2 separate regions of the Homo sapiens genome follow, and region 1 is linked to region 2. Evidence: chromatin loops called from intact Hi-C (ENCODE). Cell type or tissue: PC-3. All regions are shown on one strand. Links, peaks and the distances in the headings refer to the core of each region. The heading gives the core; the rest is flanking DNA. Region 1 overlaps PRKAR2A (protein kinase cAMP-dependent type II regulatory subunit alpha). Region 2 overlaps ARIH2 (ariadne RBR E3 ubiquitin protein ligase 2).

Region 1 (8,335 bases), core at 306-8,305, 150 kb before region 2:
GCCTGTAATCCCAGCACTTTGGGAGGCTGAGGTGGGTGGATCACGAGGTCAAGAGATCGAGACCATCAGGGCCAACATGGTGAAACCCCATCTCTACTAAAAATACAAAAATTGCTGGGCTTGGTGGCAGGCACCTGTAGTCCCAGCTACTCAGGAAGCTGAGGCAGGAGAATCACTTGAGCCTGGGAGGCGGGGGTTGCAGTGAGCTGAGATCATGCCACTGCACTCCAGCCTTGCGACAGAGTGAGACTCCGTACCCCCCCCAAAAAAAAACAAAAAAACCTATTCTGTCATTACTTGTAGAATTTCTGTGTAAGAAGTATTAGCATAAAAGATGAAGACAAAAGTCTTTTCTCTGAGAAGATATTATTTATGTCATCTTTACCCTAAATCAGCATTTAGAGTAAAGAAAACATTTCCTTTGGACAGGGTGGTGGCTCACGCCTGTAATCCCAGCACTTTGGGAGGCTGAGGCGGGCAGATCACGAGGTCAGGAGTTCGAGACCAGCCTGACCAACGTGGTGAAACTCCATCTCTACTAAAAATACAAAAAATTAGCCGGGCATGGTGACGGGCGCCTGTAGTCCCAGCTACTCGGGAGGCTGAGGCAGGAGAATGGTGTGAACCTGGGAGGCGGAGCTTGCAGTGAGCCAAGATCGCGCCACTGCACTCCAGCCTGAGCGACAGAGCAAGACTCCGTCTCAAAAAAAAAAAAAAAAAAAAAAATTTCCTCTGAGTGTAATAATTTGTCACAGGTAGCAAGAACCCAAAGGTTACTCAAGGAGGGAGAGTATTTTCTGTTCAAGAATCTAAATAAGAAAAGGCTCAAGAAGAAAGGCAACCAATGTATCTAGTACAGCTATTTGATGGAGATTAAAAGAATCTTAAAAATGAGGAGAATAATTAGAAAAATTTGAATAAGGTGCATACATTAGATGTAGTATTGTATAAATGTTAATTTGTGTTTTTTATAATTGTTCTGTAGTAAAGTAAGAGAATATCCTTTTTAGGAAATGCACACTGGGGTATTCAGAGATAAAGGGGCATTATATGTGCAACTTAAAACAACTTTTTTTTCTTTTGGTGGTGGGGACGAAGTCTCACTCTGTCACCCAGGCTGGAGTGTAATGGCACAATCTCAGCTCACTGCAGCCTCTGCCTTGTGGGTTCAAGTGATTCTCCTGCCTCAGCCTTCCAAGTAACTGGGACCACAGGCGTGCACCACCATGCCTGGCTAATTTTTTTTTTTTTTTTTTTTGTATTTTTAGTAGAGCTGGGGTTTCACCATGTTGGCCAGGCTGGTTTTGAACTCCTGACCTCAAGTGATCCACCCACCTCAGCCTCCCAAAATGCTAGCATTACAGGTGTGAGCCACCACGCCCAGCCTTGCCAACAACTTAATAAAGCAAAGGGAGTAGAACGCTAACCTAGGGAACCTGTATTTACAATTTTTTTTTTTTGAGACTGAGTCTCACTCTATCACCCAGGCTGGAGTGCAGTGGCGCTATCTTGGCTCACTGTAACCTCCACCTCCCAGGTTCAAGCAACTCTCCTGCCTCAGCCTCCCAAGTAGCTGCTATTACAGGTGCACACCACCACGCCCGGTTACTTTTTTATTTTTATTTTTTTTTGAGACAAAGTCTCACACTGTTGCCCAGGCTGGTGTGCAGTGGGGCGATCTCAGCTTGCTGCAGCCTCTGCCTCCCAGGTTCAAGCGATTCTCCTGCCTCAGCCTCCCGAGTAGCTGGGACTACAGGCGCGTGCCACCATGCCCAGATAATTTTTGTATTTTTAGTAGAGACGGAGTTTCACTACGTTGGCCAGGCTGGTCTCGAACTCCTGACCTCGTGATCTGCCCGCCTCAGCCTCCCAAAGTGCTGGGATTACAGGCATGAGCCACTGCGACTGGCCAATTTTTGTATTTTTTAAGTAGAGGGAGTTTCACCACGTTGGCCAGGCTGGTTTCGAACTCCGGACCTCAAGAGATCCACCTGCCTCGGCCTCTCAAAGTGCTAGGATTACAGGCATGAGCCACCGCACCAGGCCTATGATTAATTTTTTGCACTATTTAACTTTTCTGTAACTCTGAAATTACTTTAAGATAAAAAAACTATTTTTGTTTCCTTTTTATTATCTAGCTCCAAAAACCATTTTATTTTAAATTAATGGAAGATATCAGGTGAAGCAATATCTTATTGGTGTTAAACTCTAGTGAGAGTGTTTCTTTCAGGACTAAGGAGATCAGAAGGACACCCACCTCACTGCCACCAGCCAGAGGATACTAAACTCAAGAGGTTAGGACACAGTAGGGTGAGCAGGTCAAGCCCAAATATTTAATCTTTTCCTAATACTTAGATCTGAGCCAGAGGGGTTAAGGTCAGGGCAGTGTATTCATGAGTAAAATCAGGCTCAAATACAAACATTCAAATGACTATAGTACCATGGCTAATTCTTCAAGGAATCAATTCACTTGACACTGGCAAATAACATGTTTATAAAGCACACCCTGCACTCCTTACTAACTGTAAAGGAGACTTTCTTTTTTTTTTTTTGAGATGGAGTCTTGCTCTGTTGTCCAGGCTGGAGTGCAGTGGCGGGGTCTCAGCTCACTGCAACAACCTTTGCTAGGATTACAGGCGTGAGCCTCCTAGGTTCAAGTGATTCTCCAGCCTCAGCCTCCCAAGCAGCTGGGATTACAGGCATGCACTGCCACATCCGGCTAATTTTTGTATTTTTAGTAGATACGGGGTTTCACCATACTGGCCAGGCTGGTCTCAAACCCCTCACCTCAAGCGATCCACCGGCCTTGGCCTCCCAAAGTGCTGCAATTACAGGCATGAGCCACTGCGCCTGGCCTAAAGGAGACTTTCTACTCTAAATGATTGCTCTTCAAATATGAGTTGTGCTGAGGACTCAGGACAGCACTGGTAGAGAGGGACAAGCTGTGGACTCTCACAAGGCTTTGGGAAGCTTGTTCACCTGGCCCTTAGCCTCTCTGGGCTGAATACAGAATAGGATAAAGCATCTGCCCTGAGTCATGAATCCGATTAAGTGTGGCCACACAATTTCAAAGCTCCATCTCCTACCGTTCTATGACATAAAAGTTGTCTCCATCATCTCCTTGGTCAATGACATGCTCATCAGCTTTGACTATCCTTTCAAACATGGCATCGAGAACTTGAGAAAGCTGTTCCTGCAGGGTATGCACAAGAAGAAAAAAATAGCCTTTACATATGCTGAAAAAAAGCAGTGACCATAATTATCTCAATTTGTGACTATGTAACAGAAGTCCCCACATTCAAGCAGAAACCTAAAGGTTGTCTGAAACAAATGCTTTCCTGGGACCATTCAGCTTTGCACCTCCATGTACCTCAGCAGACAGCAAACTGGCAAGTCTTCTGAGGCAGTATTGTTTTGAAAAAGCTTCCCAAAATTTACACAAAAATATTATCTAAATTATGGTCCATGTTCTCCCAGCCACACCCACATGACTGTCACCTGCCTGATGGCTCCACTATGTCATGTGTAAAGTCATATGCTCCCACCTTCCTACAGCTGTTGACCTTAACAGGAGCATCAGATCTAAAGGGCTGCTATGGCCTTAGAGGTTATCTTTTGGAACAGCACAACTTTTGACTAGCGAAACACGTCACTTAACCTCACTGAGCTTCAGTATCTTGTTTGTTTTTTTTTGTTCTGGAGACGGAGTCTCACTCTGTCACACAGGCTGGAGTGCAGTGGTGTGATCTCAGCTCACCACAACCTCTACCTCCCGAGTTCAAGCGATTCTCCTGCCTCGGCCTCCTGAGTAGCTGGGACTACAGGCCTGTGCCACCACGCCTGGCAAATTTTTATATTTTTAGTAGAGACAGGGTTTTGCCATGTTGGCCAGGCTGGTCTCGAACTCCTGACCTCATGTAATCCACCCACCTTGGCTTCCCAAAGTGCTAGGATTACAGACGTGAGCCACCACGTCCGGTGAACTCCAGTTTCTTCATATGTAAAAAGGGTATAACAAAGATTCCAGGTCATCAATTTTTATGACCAAAGGAAAAAAACCTAGGAAAGTATTTATGAAACAACAGATACTCAATAAATGAGATATATTATAAGACAGCTAATATTGCTTCATTTGCATACAGCACATACAATTACTTACAAATATTGCCTGCCATAACCAGACATCAACTATGTCAATAAGTATAATGAAAAGAAAATAATACTATTAAATTCTAATGAAACAATGGTCTCAGTCTGGGGCCAGCATCCCTGTCAGGGAGATCAGTAATTATTAGGAAGTCACTAAAGAATACCAGGTTCAATTAAAAAAAGAGACTTTCTCTTTGGAGAAATGTAGACTGAAGACCTGAAAAGAGAATAATTTTATGACTGCATAATTCCATGTGATTTTATGTTCTATCAGAGTGACTGTACTACCAAGATAATTGAGTATCACCAAAAAGTGTATTTAGTTCCACGTGCGTTGAATACTGTATAAGCTAACAAATACTAAAAAGGATGGCTTGCAACTGACGTGTTACCCACACTGACTGGAATGTGAGCCCAGTGTTGCCAGAAATCTCCTATTTAAACACTGGCAATAAATTTAAATTTTCATGTTCAATACAGACCAAACACAGACATCTGTACCTAGCCTGTGGGTTGCCTGCTGGAAGCCGCTTGTTCTGAGTCACTTTTCTTCTTCTAGTCTGGACTCTTCAAACACATGTGTCATGAGATATAGAATAACAGGGGCGGAAAGGGAGCATTTCTAGGTTAGAGGAGACTAAAATAACAACATGACAACCAAATGAAATACAGTAAGTCCTCAATGTGGTTGATAGGTTCTTGAAAACTGTGACTTTAAGCAAAACAATGTATAGAAGGTCCTCAAATAACACAGTTATAACACTGATGAGGGGAAAAAAAGGTTTCATTATAGGTTGTTTTGCTTAAAGTTGCAGTTTCCAAGACTACCAACAATGTTGAAGTACTTACTATATGTGATTCATGATGTTAGGTGAAGACTTATTGTATGTGATTCAGGACTGAAAAACAAAACAAAAAGCTATACAGAACTTTACTGGGAAAACGGGAAATCTGAGTATGGACTGTTGTTAGGTGATTTTATATTATACCAACATTAAATTTCTTGGGTTTATTAAATGGTATTGTGTTAACATAGGAAAATATTCTTTTTTTTTTTTTTTTGAGACAGTCTCACTTTGTCACCCAGGCTGGAGTGCAGTGGCGCGATCTTGGTCCACTGCAACCTCTGCCTCCTGGGTTCAAGCGATTTCTCCTGCCTCAGCCTCCCCAATAGCTGGGATTATAGGCGCATGCCACCAGGCCTGGATAATTTTTTTTTTTTTTTTTTTTGAGACAGAGTCTCGCTCTGTCGGCCAGGCCGGTGTGCAGTTGCACGATCTCGGCTCACTGCAACCTCTGCCTCCCGGGCTCAAGCAATTCTCCTGCCTCAGCCTGCTGAGTAGCTGGGATTACAGAATGTGCCACCATGCCCAGCTAATTTTTGTATTTTTAGTAGAGACGGGGTTTCACCATGTTGGCCAGGCTGGTCTTGAACTCCTGACCTCAGGTAATCCGCCCGCCTTGGCCTCCCAAAGTGCTAGGATTACAGGCGTGAGCCACCGGGCCCGGCCTTAATTTTTATATTTTTAGTAGAGACAGGGTTTCACCATGTTGGTCAGACTGGTCTTGAACTCCTGACTTCAAGTGATCCACCTGCCTCGGCTTCCCAAAGTGCTGGGATTACAGGCGTGAGCTACCTTGCCTAGCCAGAAAATATTCTTGTTCCTGGAAAATACATCCTAAATATTTAGTGGTGAAGGGTCATGATGTCATAAATGGCTCAGAACAAAAGAAAAGCATTTTATATATACTCCTCTTTTCTTTTTCTCTGTACATAAACTTGCACACAAGAGAAAAAGCAAATGTGGTATAATGTTAACAACTGGCCAGTCTAAGTAAAGGGCATCTGGGTATTCATGTTATTATTCTTTTGAATTTTCTGTAATTTTGAAAATTTAAAAATAGAAATTTGGGAAATAAATTTAAAATTTGAAACAAATATACTAATCAGAAAAAATACTGACACTATAAAATGTTAGTAAGGGTATGAAGCAACCTGAAATCTCATATGTTGTGGACAGGAATGCAAACTGGTAAAACTACTATGAAAAATATCTGGCAGTTTTTTGGTTTTTTTTTGTTTTTTTTTTTTTTGAGACAGAGTCTCGCTCTGTCACCCAGGCTGGAGTGCAGTGGTATGATCTCGGCCCACTGCAACCTCTGCTTCCCAGGTTCAAGTGATTCTCCTGCCTCAGCCTCCCGAGTAGCTGAGATTACAGGTGTGTGCCACCATGCCCAGCTAATTTTTGTATTTTTAGTAGAGAGGAGGTTTCACCATGTTGCCCAGGCTGGTCCCGTACTCCTGACTTCAGGTGATCTGCCCGCCTCGGCCTCCCAAAGTGCTGGGTTTACAGGCATGAGCCATCGCGCCCGGCTGATCTGGCAGATTTTTTTACAAAGTCAAACATATACCTATCCTATGACTCAGTAATCTTCCTCTCAGGTACTTTACTCAAGATAACTTGGGGGCCGGGCGCGGTGGCTCATGCCTGTAATCCCAGCACTTTGGGAGGCAGAGGCGGGCGAATCACGAGGTCAGGAGATCGAGACCATCCTGGCGAACATGGTGAAACCCCATCTCTACTAAAAATAAAAAATAAAAAAAAATTTTTAAAAAAGATAACTTGGGGGAAAAGGTCACAAAAAGATTTGTACAAAATGTTGATAGTGTTAATCATAATAGCTAAAAACTAGAAATAGACCAAGTATTCGCTAACAGAAAAATGGATAAATTGGTATTTTTGAGCAATGAAATACTACTGAGCAATAAAAAGGAATGAACTAACATTGCTGGCAATAAGACATACTGACATCATGGGCCCCTTGATATGATGCTTTCAGAGGGACACAATATAATTTCTGTGGTAGTCTCGCCAAAAATATATAACCATATTCCAAAATCATGAGGAAACATCAAACTCAAATGAAGAGACATTCTATAGAATGACTAACTAGTACTCTTCAAAGTGTCAAGATTATGAAAGACAAGTAAAGACTGAAAACTGCCACAGATTGGAGGAGACTAAGAAGAAATAACTGCTAAATCTAACATGGGATCCTGGACTGGATCCTCTACCAGAAAAAAGACATTATTGAGAAAAGTAATTATTTATTTATTTATTTATTTATTTATTTATTTATGTATTTATTTAATGAGACAGAGTTTCACTCTTATTGCCCAGGCTGTAGTGCAATGGTGTGGTCTTAGCTCACTGCAAACTCTGCCTCCTGGGTTCAAGCGATTCTTCTGCCTCAGCCTCTCAAGTAGCTGGGATTATAGGCACCTGCCACCAAGCCTGGCTAATTTTTGTATTTTTAGTAGAGATGGGGTTTCACCATGTTGGCCAGGCTGGTCTCAAACTCTTGACCTCAGATGATCCTCCCTCCTTGGCTTCCCAAAGTGCTGGGATTACAGGAATGAGCCACCGTGCCCGTCCAAGTTATAACTTTTCAACACTCAAATGGTATTCTCCAACTCTAAGAAAACTGTTAGATTGACATAGAAACTTTCCTTATAGTAACTTTAATGGTATAAAATTTACAAGAGGTTTTATTCACAGATAAAGAAGCAAGCCCCTTTTCCATTTACATGGATGGGTCTTCCAGGGAAAACAGCTAACACAGACCACTGTTTCTCATAACCAGCCTTTCCTTGAGCTCATGGTCCTTGTCTCATTCAGTCTCAAACTAACAAGCTCTGAGTAAAGCTCTGGCTATTACTGTAAACCACACAGTTATTAGTCTGGTTTACAGACACCAAGGTTAGTTAACTCCTTTGACTGATGCATTGTAAGCTCATATCTGACCAGCCCAGATTCCTAAGGAGGGCTGTGGAAATGTCTTCAGAAGCCTTTTTGGTAGGAGCTGGGTAACAGAGGAAATCTAATTCCAGCCTTCCTGTCTCTGCACATTCTGGGACTCCTCAATAGGCCTAGCACCTTAGCCATTCATGCGGTTTTAAATTTTTAAATGTTTTTAATTTTAAATTTTTAGCTTTTTTGAGATGGAATCTCATTCTCTCGCCAAGGCTGGAGTTCAGTGGTATGATCTCAGCTCACTGCAACCTCCACCTCCCCAGTTCAAGCAATTCTCCTGCCTCAGCCTCCCGAGTAGCTGAGACTACAGGTGCGCGCCACCACGCCCAGCTAATTTTTGTATTTTTAGTAGAGACGGGGTTTCACCATGT
Region 2 (8,335 bases), core at 215-8,214:
GTAGCAGCTGCTGCTGTGGGTGTGAGCTAGATTTCCTAGTCCCTGATACATTTTGTTTCCTGTTGGAAATGAAATGAAAGGGCATTGTTCTGGCCTTTAAGACTGAGAAGAGTAAGAGCAAAAAGAACTTGTAGCAGAGATGAGGGAATAAATAAGAGAAGGAAGAGAGTTGAAACAGTATGAAAGGGTTAAAGAGAAAATGGAGCAAAGAGGAAAATAATCCACAAAAATTTAGATGTTGAGAGTTTATTTTTTCCCTTCTGCACTTCACTGAGAAATATGTTAACACCATTTACTTTCTGGGGCTGGGCAAAAAAAGGTTGTGGCTCTTTTGGTTGGGTTGACTGTACCTAAAGGGACTCTGGTGTTTTAAGTGATTCAGAAACTTGACCAAAGAGACTGGACAGAAAAGCAGCTTGCTTAAGAGTAAAGGAGAAGGAATCATATACAAAGTTTTTTCTTTGAGGCAAGATACAAGCTAGCATTGTTTTTATTTACTTATATTTTTAAAATTATATTTTAAATACAAAAATTAGCTGAGCGTGCTAGCATGTTCCTGTAGTCCCAGCTACTCAGGAGGCTGAGGTGGGAGGATCACTTGGGCCTGGGAGCGGAGGTTGCAGTGAGCTGAGATTGCCCCCACTATACTCCAGCTTGGGCTACAGAGCAAGACCTTATCTCAAAACAACAAAAATTTTTTTTTTGGTAGAGATGGGGTCTTGCTATGTTGCCTAGGTCTTAAACTCCTGGCCTCAAGCCATCTTCCCACCTCAGCCTCCCAAATTCCTCTACAAGCATGAGCTACCACTCCTGGCCTGTTTTTATTTTTGTAATTAATATTTTTTGAGGATGAGAGGGAATAATTTAAGTGCTTAGTTTACCCAATGGTGTTCCGGCTACTCTGGTTGTCTTGTTGCACATGTCTCTGAAAGTGTGATTGATAGTGATAGTCACCCAGATCACTACTGATATCCCATTGGTCGTAGTGCTGATTGCACAATTCTGTGGCATATTGAAACATTTAATTTTTTAATGTAATTTAAGTTCTGTGGCTTGTAGAAAATGTTGTGTGTATGTAATTGAAAATTATAGCCTTACGAATTCTAGTCTATGAGTAAAAACTATCCAAGTTTGAGGAGTGGCTTAAATTTTTCACTTGATTCTCATGTCTGTGTACTCATTTTGTTGTGTCCAGGCAGTTGCATGTGGATTATTTATAGTATAGCATAAAATTAAGCCTTTTACTGCCATTTGGGATTTGAAGTCTCTTTTTAAAAATTATTATTTAAAAAAAAATTTTTTTAGAGATGAGCTCTTGCCCTGTCTCACAACTGGAGTGCAGTAGCATGATCATAGCTCACTGTACCCTCAAACTCCTGGGTTCCAAGCTATCCTCCCATCTCAGCCTCCCAAGTAGCTGGGGCTACAGGTGCGTGCAACTAATTAAACAAAAATTTATTTTGGCCAGGCGCAGTGGCTCACGCCTGTAATCCCAGCACTATGGGAGGCCGAGGCGGGTGGATCACGAGGTCAGGAGATCAAGATCATCCTGGCTAACACGGTGAAACCCCATCTCTACTAAAAATACAAACAAAAAATTAGTCGGGTGTGGTGACACATGCCTGTGGTCCCAGCTACTCAGGAGGCTGAGGCAGGAGAATGGGTGTGAACCCGCGGGCAGAGGTTGCAGTGAGATGAGATCGCACCACTGCACTCCAGCCTGGGCAACAGAGTGAGACTCTGTCTCAAAAAAAAAAAAGAGAAAAAATTTTTAAGTGGACTCAAAAAGCTGCAAAAAAAATTTTTTTTTAAGATACAGAATCTCACTATGTTGCCCAGGCTGATCTCAAACTCCTGGCCTCAAGTGATCCTCCTGCCTCAGCCTCCTGAGTTAGCTGAGTAAAGTGTCTTAAGTAGAAAAATCACAATTTTCAGCCGGGTGCGGTGGCTCACGCCTGTAATCCGAGTACTTTGGGAGGCCAAGGCAGGTGGATCACGAGGTCAGGAGAGCCCTGGCTAACACAGTGAAAAACCTGTCTTTACTAAAAATACAAAAAATTAGCCAGGCGTGGTGGTGGGCACCTGTAGTCCCAGCTACTCAGGAGGCTGAGGCAGGAGAATGGCGTGAACCCAGGAGGCGGAGCTTGCAGTGAGCTGAGATCGTGTCACTGTACTCCAGCCTGGGTGACAGAGCAAGACTCTGTCTAAAAAAGAAAAAGAAAAATCACAATTGTCTGGGACACTGGGCTTTTAGTTTAATGAGGGCCCTGATGTCAGAGGGTAACTTCCTGTATATGTTCTGGGACCAGTCTATGAGTAAAGTCATTATTGAGAGAGGAAGGTGCCCAGAAAATCAGATCAAGGGCTCAAGATAGAGAACAGAGAAAATGCTTATCTGTTAGTGTGGTGGGGAAGCTGCTGGCATTCAAATAGTGGCAAAACAGAAGCATTATTTGAGAATGAACTATCCTACACAAATCACAAATGGAATAGTCAAATGAGATGAAATGATTGCCAAGTGAGGTGTTGTGTTGTAGGAGGAGGGGATCTCTGGGGAATAAGTAATTTTAGTGATCATGTATGAGTCTTTAAAGAAAACAAAGTTACCTTTTTCTACAGTGTATTTTTATATGAGACTTATACAAAGATTATTTTGTCTTTATAGATGAAAGAGGTCCTTCTTGTAACCATAAGCATTTTTATTACAAAATGTGCAGTAGTTAGCCAATAATTTTTTTCAGTTATTCAGTGAGTCCTTTTAATTACCATTCCATGGAACTCTTGAGATATTTGCTGACAAGCTGCTCAGGAAGAGGCTCAGCCAGAGCCCCAGACAAAGCCCAGGCAGGATCATGACTGTGGAGCTGGCTTTGGTTTGTGATGGGTCAAGAGTCTTTTTCTCCTAGTGCCCTCATCTTAGCATCATGTTAGGGGTGTGGGCAGGAGAAGTGAATGTTGTTCAGGGACCCACCCCATTGCTTCAGGAGGGGAAAGAAATAGGCCACTTTGAGCTAGATCTAGTCCAGGAGGTGTAGTGAGCTACCTGAGCTTTGTGTTGAGGCCAGAGGACCTTGAAGGTGGTGTAGAAGGGCAATGCAGGTTATAGAAGTCCTGGCTCCACAGGGCAATGGGCATGGGAGTGGGAGGGTTATCTTCTGGGCTGGAATGAGGGTCAAAGATGTATAGGTAGAAAGGAATATTATGATTGTAGCCTCAAGCATCTTTGCTGTTGGTGGAAAGGAATAGGTTTTGTAAACTATAGGAATAGGTTTTTAATAGGATTTTTTGTTTTTGAGACAGCGCCTCACTCTGGCACTCAGGTTGGAGTGCAGTGGCACGATGTTGGCTAACTGCAGCCTCCAACTCCCAGGCTCAAACAATCCTACTTCAGCCTCCCAAATAGCTGGGACCACAGGTGCGCACCACATGCCCGGGTGTGTGTGTGTGTGTGTGTGTGTGTGTGTGTGTGTGTGTGTGTGTGTGTGTGATCACAGGTGCGCACCACATGCCCGGGGGTGTGTGTGTGTGTGTGTGTGTTTTTGGTAGAGACGGGGTTTTGCCATGTTACCCAGGCTGGTCTCAAACTCCAGAGTTCAGACAATCCACCCACTTCAGCCTCCCAAAGTGCTGGGGTTACAGGCGTGAGCCACCACACTGAGCCTAGGATTTTAAATAGGTATTTAAATAGATTTTTAAAACTTATTCAGCACATGTGTGGCATAGTGAAGTATATTGCTCACTTTTTTTTTTTTTTTTTTTTTTAGTTGAGACGGACTCTCGCTGTGTCACCCAGGCTGGAGTGCAGTGGCACGATCTCGGTTCACTGCAAGCTCCGCCTACCGGGTTCATACCATTCTCCTGCCTCAGCCTCCCAAGTAGCTGGGACTACAGGTGCCCGCCACCACACCCGGCTAAATTTTTTTGTATTTTTAGTAGAGACGGGCTTTCACCTTGTTTGCCAGGATGGTCTCGATCTCCTGACCTCATGATCCACCCGCCTCAGCCTCCCAACGTGCTGGGATTACAGGTGTGAGCCACCGCGCCTGTCCCTATTGCTCACTTTTTAAGCCTGTTCCCCAGATAGGATTGGAGAAATATGCCAATTATCACAAATGTTTTTACTACATTTCTTCTTGCTTTATGAATTGCTGTATTAACTGCAGTAAAGCTATGAAAATATTTCCTAGAACACTCTATTCTGCCATACTCTTTTGTGAATTTTTTTAAAAATCTGGTGTTTGCTCTTTAGCAAAATGTGACTGGAAAATCTCTCTAAGATTCTGCTGTGGATAATTTTTCCCCTCTGTAGATGAATAGTAATGAGTTGTCAGGGCTTCTGACTCTTAAGTGCCGAAGTCTTTATAGTCCTGTGTTCAAAACAACCTGGCTTTTTTGCCTTTTTCACTTGTAACGTGATCAATTGGTGTTCATAACAACAAAATACATTATTTTAGCCATTTTCTTAATTGGTACTAAATACTTATATAATGCCAAGTTAAAAGATAACAAGTATCTGGTGAAAACTTTAATTATTAAATCAATTTTCTTTTATTCTGATATAGCTGAATTTTAAGATCATTCTATTTTTATTTACTTACAGTCATTAATTGACCAATAATGGTTTGTTGTTGTTGTTGTTATTATTGTTGCTACTACTCATGGGAAAGTATCTTCAAGCTGGGCCTGGTTACACTGAGTGTTTGTGTGCTGAGCAGCCCTCTGATTTCTATTTTTGTGATCTGATGTGAGCTGTCTTTGCATGCCTCTATCTAAGTAGAACTTAGGTTAAATTCCTGCGTTTCAAATAGCTGGCCGTTAATAGGTTTGTTAACATGTTTCACAGTGTTTTAGTCCAGAAGTCTGAGGTGTGTTTACTGATGTGTAAATTCATTTTTAAAAGGCGATGAGAAATGTCCAGAGTGACATTGAGAATGGCCTAAATACAAATGGTGCAAAGATGTCCTTGTCTTGCCAGCTTAGAAAAGTTATTGTCATCGCTGTGTACCTGATACCATACAAAACATGCTCATCATCTTCCAGAAAAGAAGCTCTTCATCAGATTCAAGGCCAGCTTTCATTCTAGTCTTTTTGTTGTGCTTTCTGTCTACCTCAGGAAACATGGAAGTCATGTGTAATCAAGGGGTGATACGGTATTTGTGTGTGTTTGTTTTTTTTTGACATTTATATTTTAATCTTGAGTTTATAAATTTTTTTGTCAAGATGTTACTACAGTATTTAAGAAAATAATATCATTCATGTTTTCATTAACCTAAAATAAGTTTTCTTGCTTGCTTATCATCCTTCAGCTCTTGTCCATATTCATACATAGCATTATTGTTCAGTATTTCATTCAACCAATATTGGGTATTTATTGAGAACCTACTACGCCTCCTGTTATGTTCCTGTGCCAGGCACATAACAGGAAAAATAACTGTAAACAAAACAGACAAAAATCTCTGCCCTGGTAGACATTGCATTATAATAATCAGTAGATATATGTATTTTATGCATTCTGCTTTTTTCATGTATATTTCAAACATTTCCCCATTTTTACTTTGTCCTCATAAATACTTTAAATGGCTGTGTAGCATGCCATCTTGTTTTTGAACTGTAATTTGCTTAAGCTTTCTGCATTGGGCATTTAAGTGAGTACCTATGTATTACAGTTGTTGGGGGACTGGTTACATTGTTGTGAATGTCTTTATGGATATGACTTTTATGTCTGTTGGGCCTTGTCCAGAGTCTGGGCTAGTGGTCAGATGATTGGGTTCCAGTCCCATTTTTTCCATTTAATATAATATGACCTCAGATAAGTCTGTCAGCATCTCTATGCTTGAGTTTCCTCATCTGTAAAATAATGATAACACCTCCTTCACAACATTAAATGTGATGATAATGCAGATAAAGTGCCTGGAACATGAATGTTCAAATCGATTTTGCTTGGTCATGGTAGAAGCGGGGCAAAAGTGGAAGGATGGGAGTGTTATTTGTCTTGGTTCCTTAAAACACATTCTCAGGGTTGTGTGTCTTGAATCATAGGGTAGGAGCCTACACATTGAGGATGGTTCTGGGCAATGTATTGCTGACTGGTGCGTCTGAGTGTGCGTATGATATTGGGTCATATACTTTGGATTATTTTACCTTCCCCTAGAGCCTCTGGTTCTCTTCTCCTGGGACCCACCAAAAGAAAAGTAAAAACAACACAAAATGAACTTTGAATTGGAGCCGGGAAAAAGATACAGGGAAATAATAGCTTGTTTGTACCTGTATTTGTGGTTGACTGCAATGTTTGGTCTTATGCCTATGTTAATAGCACTACTTAGTGTTTACTTGTTTTGGGGGTTCTTGTTATTGAGACACCTCCGTACTTTAATTTTGCCTTGCTCCAATCTAATTATCTTTTTTTTTTTCTTTGCCCTTGCTGCTCTAGGAAAAATTTGAAGGATTAGATTTGTCTTCCCCAAAGAGGGAAGAATTGTAGGAAAGATTTGAAAAAGGTGCAGAATGAGGAGTATTTTGCTCCTCCTGAAATGTATCTGCCCTCTAACTTTATTTCTTAAACTGACATGAACTGTCAAACATGAAGTTCCTTTTCTATCTAAACTTTAAACTTTTATAAAGTTTAAATCTTTATAAACATGAATGATTTCCACCAGGCACAGTGGCTCATGCCTGTATTCCCAGTACTTTGGGAGGCCAAGGCAGGCGGATCACCTGAGGTCAGGAGTTCAAGACCAGCTAGCTAACATGGTGAAACCCTGTCTCTACTAAATATACAAAAATTAGCTGGGCATGGTGGTGCATGCCTGTAGTTCCAGCTACTTGGGAGGCTGAGGCACGAGAATCGCTTGAACCTGGGAAGCGGAGGTTGCAGTGAGCCAAGATTGCACCACTGCACTCCAGCCTTGGCAACAGAGCGAGACTCTGTCTCAAAAAAACAAAAACAGGCCGGGCGCTGTGGCTCATGCCTGTAATCCCAGCATTTTGAGAGGCCAAGGCGGGCGGATCACGAGGTCAGGAGATCGAGACCATCTGGCTAACACGTTGAAACCCTGTCTGTACTAAAAGTACAAAAAATTAGCCGGGCATGGTGGCAGGCGCCTATAGTCCCAGCTACTCTGGAGGCTGAGGCAGGAGAATGGCGTGAACCCGGGAGGTGGAGCTTGCGGTGAGCCAAGATGGCACCACTGCACTCCAGCCTGGGCAACACAGCGAGACTCCGTCTCAAAAAAAAAAACATGAATGATTTCACAGTGATGACCATGTTATTGATCATAAATAGAGAAAAATACAGGCAGGATGAGCAAGGGGTTTGTTTGGAGATTTTAAAAGGAAAACAGAGCTGTTCTTATAATTGTGAACAAAATGTGGTCTATATCTGGAAAAGTTATTCTCTTTGACTAGCAGTTTCTTTTCCTGGTAAGCTAACAGTCTCTTCAATTCTGTCACCATCCTTTCCAGGAGTCTGTAGATAACCTTGCCTCTTTTTACAAGAAATCTTTCTAATGCCATCAAGCTTGGTTTCCTGGATTCTCTATCTTAATTGTTGGTACCACCATCCACCAACCCGGAAATAGAGGATTGACCCTCTACCCCTTGTTTACATGAATCCCTCCCTGATCCCCAGACAGAGTCTGTCACTCTTGCCTCTGTACCACTGTGCTTCTTCTTGGTGTGTGCTTACAGTGTTTGCCAATTAGTTGTAAACTAGGATATAAACTCTTTGAGATAGAGGTCCATATTTTTTCTTTACCTAACAGCACCTGGCAGAAATGTCTGGTTATGTTATGTTCTCAGTAAGTGTTGCTTTTTAATATGTCTAAGCCCAGGCCAATAAATGCACAGTTGAAAATTTGACTCCAAACCTCTACTTCTGTGTGCTTCAATTTGTAAACAGAAGACATTCTCTTCAAAGGACTTTTTCATGAAGCCAGCTGACCTCCAAATAAAGATGGTATAAACCTGGCCAGGCGCGGTGGCTCACACGTGTAATCCCAGCACTTTGGGAGGCCAGGGCGGGTGGATCATGAGATCAGGAGATCAAGATCATCCTGGCCAACACAATGAAACGCCGTCTCTACTAAAAATACAAAAAATTAGCCGGTCGTAGTGGCGGGCGCCTGTAGTCCCAGCTACTCCGGAGGCTGAGGCAGGAGAATGGCGTGAACCTGGGAGGCGGAGCTTGCAGTGAGCCGAGATTGTGCCACTGCACTCCAGCCTGGGCGACAGAGCCAGACTCCGTCTCAAAAAAAAAAAAAAAAAAATGGGTTCTATGTCCTTTTTGATGATGAGAAATGGGGTTTCACCAGGTTGGCCAGGCTGTCCTTTTTGATGA

The links. Peaks named below come from ENCODE experiments on the same cell type or tissue, not always from the same donor. Only the 100,000 strongest peaks of a DNase experiment are listed, where the experiment ranks them.
Region 1: it touches region 2 in a loop (2.2-fold over the local background); 1 of 110 quality-filtered maps calls a loop at or near these places.

The regions. Positions count from the first base shown.
Region 1 is chr3:48,779,900-48,788,234 of GRCh38, forward strand. It overlaps PRKAR2A (protein kinase cAMP-dependent type II regulatory subunit alpha), which reads right to left. Exons shown (of 11, transcript NM_004157.4): 5 at 3,087-3,193. Among named protein-coding and RNA genes, the nearest start is that of PRKAR2A, 64 kb to the right of the region's middle. In PC-3, for the core only: no CTCF peak of the experiment used is centred there; a DNase peak (open chromatin) is centred at 4,702; H3K27ac peaks cover 1,572 bases.
Region 2 is chr3:48,929,802-48,938,136 of GRCh38, forward strand. The region is part of intron 3 of ARIH2 (ariadne RBR E3 ubiquitin protein ligase 2); the gene reads left to right. Among named protein-coding and RNA genes, the nearest start is that of ARIH2OS, 15 kb to the left of the region's middle. In PC-3, for the core only: a CTCF peak has its summit at 3,288; no DNase peak of the experiment used is centred there.